Linked DNA regions of Homo sapiens: region 2 is linked to region 1. A link is a contact called in ENCODE Hi-C data. All regions are on one chromosome and are shown on one strand. Each heading gives the region's core, a stretch centred on a gene start or an enhancer-like site at or near the end of the contact. The rest is flanking DNA. Distances are from core to core; before and after follow the strand shown. Region 1 has its middle 18 kb from the start of C10orf67. Region 2 overlaps APBB1IP (amyloid beta precursor protein binding family B member 1 interacting protein).

Region 1 (3,977 bases), core at 834-3,333:
GAAGTGGGAGGATTGCTTGGGCCTGGGAGGTTGAGGCTGCAGTGAGCCACAATCATTCCACTGCACTCCAGCCTGGCCAACAGAGTGAGACCTTGTCTGAAAAAAGAAAAAAAAATTATGAGAAGAATAGCATTGTTTTACATTTTTGCAAATCAATTTCATAACTGGCTTAATGGAAGAGAGCTGGATTCCTATAGCTACTTCTGCATTGAATCTGTTGTGATACATTGTCCTGATTGAAGCACATGAAGAAAATTTGACCTCAAGGAGGACTTTATGGTCCTCTGGATAGGGCCTTGGGGACCCCCCAGAGTACTTAGACTGCAATTTGAGAACTGCTAATCTAGAGAGATGCTACAGTGTATGAAGAGACGAGAGCTGGGCTCAAGCCTCAAGGAGCACCCACGTTTAATAGTCAGGAAGGAGAGGATAAACAAACAGGTCAGAGAGGAAGCACTCAAAAAGGTAGGAGGGGACCCAGGAGCAGCACCCGTGGCGTCAGGAAGCTAAGGCAGTGCCAGGTATTCAAAGGAAGAGTGGTCGAAGTGCTTCTGAAAAAGTCAAGTCAGAAGAGAAGTGAAAAATATCTTTTGACTCAAAATGTGTTTGTCTGACCAGTTCCATGATCTGAACATACTTACAGGGAAGGGCAGACTGAGAGGGGAATACTGGGGTAAGGATAAAGGTGAGTGTGTCAAAGAGTGATAGTTGCCTCCTCCTCCCATTCATTCTCCTTTTCTATGGTATTAGGATCCTGATTATTTTTTGTTGTTGTTGTTGTTGTTTTATGTTGTTTTATGAAAGAGGATCTTGCTCTGTTGTCCAGGCTGGAGTGCAGTGGTGCACAGCTCAGTGCAGCCTCAAACTCCTGGGCTCAAGCAATCCCCCCGCCTCAGGCTCCCGAGTAGCTAGGACCACCATGGGCTAGGATCTTGATTTTTAACTTATCACATGGCCAACCAGAATAAACAACGACATTTACCCCCTTGCAGGTAGGGGTAGCCAGGAGACTAAGTTCTACAAATGAAGTAGAAGTGGTTTGTAGCTACTTCTGGGAGCCCCCTGAAAGACGGCTGTTCTCTTGGCTACTTTTCATCTCTTCCGCCCTCCCTTTGGCTGTAACACAGACATGATGGCTGGAACTGGAGCAATCATTTAGGCAATGAGGTGACCACAAAACACAGAGGACTGGCAAGACGCAAGGAACCTGGGTCTTGAGGTCTTGGTAGAGCACAGCCACCTCACCAGCCTTGGATTGCCAATTGCTGCCTAAAAAAGAAATGAACTTCCATCCTGTTTAGACCGTGATTATTTGAGCGTCTATTATTCACAGCCAAACTTAATTCTAACTCTTACAGTGAATGAGTGGTTTTATGGATATGAAGTTGAAGGGGTTTTTCTCTAATGGTTTCATTTTCTTTGTGAGGTAGGATGTGAGATCATAGGACGACAGCGAAAGGTTGCAGAGTGAGATCAAAGAGGCAAGTATAAGAGAGTCTGAAATTGCTGTGGCTGGGCGTGGTGGCTCACACCTATAATCCTAGCACTTTGGGAGGTCAAGACAGGAGGATTGCTTAAGCCCAGGAGTTTGAGACAAGCCTGGGTAACATAGTGAGATCCCATCTGTACTACCAAAAAAAAAAAATTAACCAGGTGTGATAGTGGGCTATAGTCCTAGCTACTCAGGAAGCTGAGGCAGGAGGATCGATTGTTTGAGCCCAGGATGTCAAGGCTACAGTAAGCCGAGATCACGACATTGTACTCTAGCCTAAGCGACAGAGCAAGAGCCTGTCTAAAAATAAAAAAAATATTAAAAAAGTAGAATTCTAAGAGTGAGCTAGGGAATAAATCAGGCTAGTCTTGAGTGCCTGTGCTGGATATTCTCTGGTCTCCAACCCAAGTTTTCATTCTTCTCCATCCTGCTGTGGTTCAAGAGCTGATTTTTTTATGCACTTCTTCATTCAAGCTCCCTCCCAGCTCTGTTGGGTTCTTGAGTTTGGTCATCCGGAGGTGCCTGCAGAATAGTTGGGCTGAGCAGAGAGACAGGTTGGGGTAATAGTTTCCTGTTTGTCAGTTGCTGCATTCCTTTACTGAACTGAAGACCGTAGCCCCAGCTACCTGCTAGGCTGCTAAGTTCTGGTAATGTCCCCCCTTCCCCCTGCAGGATGAAAGGTGGAAGCTTGCTGGGTCTCCTTATCCCCACCCACACCTTTGTAAATCTTCCTTTTCTTCTTTCTTTTTTCTTTTTTTTTTTTAATAGAGACTGGGTCTCACTATGTTGCCCAGGCTGTTCTCAAACTCCTGGCCTCAAATGATCCTTCCCACTTCAGCCTCTCAAAGTCCTGGGATTACAGGCATGAGTCACAATGCCCAGCCTTCCCTTTCTTAAGCCTTCCTCAGTTACCCTTTCTAAGTGTGTCATCTGTTTCCTGATGGGACCTTGCCTGGTACTAGGGCCATCTGAGGTTGGAGATCACAATTTATGGTAAAATCAATAGGTCTTGTGGTTTGACTTCCCTTGCTGTACCAAGATGCCCAGGTGTAAACAGAGAAAGCAAGTTATAGTTTAGCCAGCTGCATACACCATGAGGAGAGTCAAGTGAGCTACCAAATTGGCAGCTAATATTGAAATGATGTAAGCTGATGATGGAGGAAGTGAAGAAAGGATATGGTAGAGGGCCTGGGAGGGAGCAGAGGAGTTATCCTGCTCCTTACTGGAGGATCTGGCGGATCAAAAGGCAGGGACCCTGGAGTGGGCAGGAGAAGATGAACCACAAACTAGAGGTTGAGAAAGCATGGTCAGAGAGTGAGATACTTGAATTAGTGAAAACAGAACTGGTCAGACAGAGCTGAAACCCATTTAGGGCCTTTATATGTCCCCAGGGCAATTACTATGAACAGGGGACACTACACAGGGAAATTAAAGAAGAAAAATATTGTTCTCCTCTCTGGAGGACTTAACAGTTGAACTAGGAAGGCAGATGAACAGTGCACATAAAATGCCAACTGAATGGAACAGAGTATAAAAAGATGTTCAGAGGAGGAAGCCTCCCCCAAGGCTGGCCCATTCTGAAAGATGTGGATGTCTTAGTCCCTTGTCTGTTGCTTATAACGGAATACTTGAAACTGGGTAATTTATAAAGAAAAGGAATTTATTAATTTATTTCTTACAGTTGTGAAGACTGGGAAGTTCAAGGTTGAGGGACTGCATCTGGTGAGGACCTTCATGCTTGTGGCAGGGGGACTTCCTGCAGAGCCCCAGGGAGATGCAGGACATCAAATGATGAGGAGGCTGAGCGTGCTTGCTCAATTCCCCCTTCTTCTTCTTATAAAGCCACTAGTGCCTCTCCTCTGATAACCTATTAATTCATGAACCCTCTAATCTATTAATCCATTTTTATGACCAGAGCCTTTATGACCCAATCATCTCTAAAAGGCCCCACCTCTCAATAATGGGATTTACGTTTTAACATGACTTTTGGAGGGGACAAACTTTCAAACCATAGCAGTGGAGGAGGTAGGACTCGATAAAAGCTTTGAAAGAAGGGAGCCTTTGGGTCTGAGAGAGCTGGGTCACTTTAGGCAGGGAGGTTGTGTGAGCTACAGGGCCAGGCATGCGCAAGGAGTTTTGGAATGAACCAGATTAGTAGGAGGGCAGAGTCTGTGGAGAGGAACACAAAAAGAAAAAACCAAGAGATGTGTCAGGGGCCCCCAAGACCATCTCTAGAATTGATGACTTTCTAGAAGGATTCACAAGACTCAGAAAACAGTCATACTCACAGCTGTGATCCATTCCAGCAAAAGCATGCAAAACAAAATCAGCAAAATGCATGGGGCAAAGTCAGGAGGAAACCAGACACAAGCTTCCAAGAGTCCTCTTGGAAGTTACCAGGATGTAGTTAATTCCTACAGCAGCAAATTATGACAACACCTATGAAGTGTTGTCTACCAGTACCAGTCTCATTAGTGACTCAATG
Region 2 (3,977 bases), core at 912-3,411, 3.1 Mb before region 1:
TTCTTTTGCCGTCCTTCTAGTCACTCCCTCTTGAGAAACACAAAAACTACCCTGAGCTAGAGGTCACTGAGCATATTCCACCATCATTTCAAGGTTTAAGTTTTGCATGTTTTATTTTGGAGGACAGATGCTTGAATTGCTATGTGATGTATTAATTTTCTCTACTGCCCTATCTGGCGTCCAGTGTAGGAGGTGTCTTGCAGGAGCATGGGAAGTTGTAAAACTGTGTTGGCCAGGAGGCATTGAGAGGGTACAAGAAGGGGTCTTTAGTTAAGAGAGGTCTAGATTCCATTGAACTAGCACATTTCTTAGTGGCAGACGCATCCCAAAGAATCAGGTGTACATACACATGGGACAAGGAGGTGTGTGTTTGAATCCAAGGAAGCCACTCAGTGAATGCTAAGGGTCAGACCACACAAAGCAGGCAGGTGAGCACCCAGGTATAGAAGCAACAGGTGAGAAAAACACCGAAGGTCTAGGTCTATGTGTGCAGGGAAAGTCAGAGAGGAATCAAACACAGCATCAGTGACGGATGATGGAAGATCCTTGTCCTATTTTGTGTGTATTGTTGGGATTAAAAAAGTGTTTATGGCACCTAGAAGAGAGGAAGATGGCTGCAGGTGGGCCCTGCCCCTGGTTCATGAGGGAAGTCAGCATGAGGAGTCATTTCCATGGGGTTTTATCCCCACACAGTTGCTTACAAAGTATCTGAATCATATCCTCCTTTCTTTAAATTTCCTACAAGGCTGGGCATGGTGACTCACGCCTGTTATCCCAGCACTTTGGGAGGCCGAGGGGAGAGGATTGCTTGAGGCCAGGAGTTTGAAACCAGCCTGGGCAACATAGAGAAACTTCTGTACAAAAAATTAAAAAATTAGCCAGGTGTGGGGGCACGTGCATGTAGTCCCACATACTTGGGAGGCTGAGACGGGATGATGGCTTGAGCCCAGGAGGTCGAGGCTGCAGTGAACTATGATGGTGCCACCAAAGTCCAGCCTGGGTGACACAGCGAGACTCTCTCAAAAAAAAAAAAAATTCCTACAAAATGGCAGAAAGTATTTAAGTAGATATTATCTCCATGGTTTCACAAATTGTCTCCCAAAACAACTAATATGGTATTAAAAATCTTGTCATGGGTTTTTAAGTTATTATTTTAATAAGGGGAAATTAATGGAAAAAACAATAAAATTCCAGAACTGCTCATGTGAATTGCTTTCTATCTGAGTACAATAGTGTGAGAAAATAAAGGAATCCTTCAGATGAATTATTATTAAGAGTAATTATTGGTGTTAACACATTTCAGATTTTTTTATGAGAGTAATCCATTTTATAAGAATAAATATAGATTTGTTTGCTGACCTCAAAACTGCCAACTAGCATTACAATAAGCTTATAGGAATCAAATATAATTTGAGTAACAAGAATCTTGCCATTGATTCATTCTCCTGAACCCTTAAATTTGGAAAAGCACTAAAATAAAGTCTGGAAATGTGACATCGATGAGTCAGAAAAACCCACTGAACCCAAAGGCCTTCGTTTCTCAGGCTGTGCACACCACTGCTATATAACAGGTTAATGACGTGCCACAGTGAATCATCCACCTAAGATGGAAATAACTCAAAACAACAGCGCGTTCTCGTGACCTCTCCCTGCATTCATCTGGTGAAAATCTTTCCCCCTGCCCTTTCCCCTGCCCTTTCATTCCTTTCCCCCAGAGTCTGTTACTGAGTTATTAAGTGGAGCCAACATCAAAATTGTGCTGAAACGTACAGTCATAAGTAAACTTGCTTGTGAATGGATCACAGTTGCACCCACGGTGAAGATAAAAAGACATTTGACTTCAGGGCAGTTTGTTAACAAAAATTATTAATCTGTAAATTCAGTCATATTACATAATTGACCTCCCTGCAAGAAAACCTTATTATTGAAATGGACAGACAAGAGTTATACACATGTATACAGTGTACACACACACAAGCGTAAGAAAATAGGGCTGTGCCTATATGTACGTGTGGTATTTTCCAAAGGTCAAAATAAAGATTAAAAGAGAGAGAGAGAGAGAGAGGAAAAAAAAAAAAACACCCAGCCCTGACAGCTAAAAGTCTTATTTGGGTTAGCAGCCAGAAAGAGCTGGGGTGGAGTTATCACAGTGAAGCAATGCATTGCAAACAAGCCATGCTCACATCGTGACTGGGTGGAGTTAGAATCTTTTTGTGAGTATGTCACTTCTGAGTTCATTTTATGTCTTGGGAAGAACCACAAGTTGTTGATGAAAAAGAAATGGAAATACTACAAAATCAGCTAGATTTTGTGATTATTATTGTTATTATTGGATAGATGAGGGGTGAGGTGGTTGAAGCCGCTTGTCCAGGCTAAAACTTTCCCTTAGATTCCTTGAACGACAAGGAAATTTTCCCTAATGCTTAATATTTCTAGGCTTCAGTTTTTCAATCCTTAAATCGTTTCTCTTTTCCACCTGGATACATTTCAAAACTATGTCTTTTAAACATTTATCCTAAGTACTGTGATGCATATGGTTTACAGGACATATGTTTATATCGACGGCAGAGTTAATCTCACACATTTAACTCAGTTTGCATGCAGTTTGGGATGCCGTGAAGATCAGCAATTCCAGCCATGGAATCTGGAATTTTGGACCTGGATGAGGGCGGCCTTTATTGCATCGGTCAGAGTAGCTTGCCTAAACACAGCCAGCTCAACATCCCCCAGGCATTTCCCTCTAAGTAGCTCCGACTCACTACTCCCCTTCATGCATTCTCTTCCCATGCGCCTTAACTTGGTAAAAGGCCATTAGTCACATATCAGTCTGACTTAGAACCCTTGGCATAGTCCCTTACTCCTCCCATTTTTCCATCTAGTCGGTCGAGGAATCTGTTGGCTTTTCCTGTAGAAGGCTTCTCCTTGCCTTCATTCTCTCTATCAAGCCACAGTTGACACCTCACCAGCTCACCCAGCCTCCAGCCTTCCAGACTCCCCATCAATATTCACCACCACCGTTGCTGCAAATTGCAAATACAAATGTGAATGTGTCACTCTCCTGTTTAAAAATCTTCCCTGGCTGCTTATGATGAAGTGGAGAGCGTTCAGGCACTCAGCGTGTCTTTCAAAGTCCTTCCTAATTTGTCCCATTCGGGGCCTTTTATTTTTTAATTTATTTATATTTTTTTACATTATTTTATTTTATTTTTAGCAGAGACAGGGTCTTGCTATGTTGCCCAGGCAGGTCTCAAACTCCTGGGCTCAAGTGATCCTCGCACCTCCACCTCCCAAAATGCTGGGATTACAGGCTTGAGCCACCAGGCCTGGCCTCAGGACCCTTGATGTTTTCTGAACAGGCTTTTTAGAACTCTTTTTGTCTTTGTATATGCTATTCCCTTTAAATAATATCCTCCTCTGTGCATATCTCCTTCATAAAATCCTACTGATCATTCAAAATCCAGCTGTCATGCTAACACTTTAATGGTATCTTCATTCCCAGCAGAGATTTGCTATCTACTGCACTTGGTAAACATGTCAGTAAATCCTGGCCTTAACAACCAACTTGACATGGTATTTAATCTCCTTGGACTTCAGTTTCCTTGTCTATAAAATAAGGAAAACAATAATGCCTAATTCTTAGGCTTGTTGTGACATCTAAACAAAATAGCCAAAAATACTTAGCATGAATTTGCAATCAGCATTTGCCACACTGAATCACACTCTTTTTGTTATCGTTATAGAATCTCTTAGAAAACTGGGAGTTGTTATTAAGTAAGAATCAGATCTTGTTGATGTTTGTGTTCAGAAATGCGTCGTTGGAAACCCAGAGAGATTAAGTAGCTTCCCAGACTAATGAGAAGAACTGGGCTAGAGTCCAGATCTCAAGCCTCATAGAAAGTTCTCTCTCACTTGACTGGCTACATGTTCTACATGGCTCCTGGTGTGACACACTCAGAAATGTCACATTCCAGGGCCAG

Evidence for each region. A loop is a pair of places that touch in the nucleus more often than their neighbours do. Pooled maps may share reads with other maps.
Region 2: a map with no recorded cell type shows a loop between it and region 1 (7-fold over the local background). The contact joins two enhancer-like sites. A Hi-C loop is called at or near these places in 2 of 37 single-sample maps with no recorded cell type and 5 of 50 pooled maps.

The regions. Positions count from the first base shown.
Region 1 is chr10:23,361,142-23,365,118 of GRCh38, reverse strand. No RefSeq gene overlaps it. Among named protein-coding and RNA genes, the nearest start is that of C10orf67, 18 kb to the right of the region's middle. Within about 2 kb of position 2,083, at least 3 of the 41 ENCODE cell types and tissues checked have a DNase peak (open chromatin) inside an H3K27ac peak, as active enhancers do.
Region 2 is chr10:26,485,300-26,489,276 of GRCh38, reverse strand. All of the region lies in intron 2 of APBB1IP (amyloid beta precursor protein binding family B member 1 interacting protein), which reads right to left. Among named protein-coding and RNA genes, the nearest start is that of APBB1IP, 49 kb to the right of the region's middle. RefSeq lists an enhancer at 2,005-2,054. Within about 2 kb of position 2,161, at least 13 of the 41 ENCODE cell types and tissues checked have a DNase peak (open chromatin) inside an H3K27ac peak, as active enhancers do.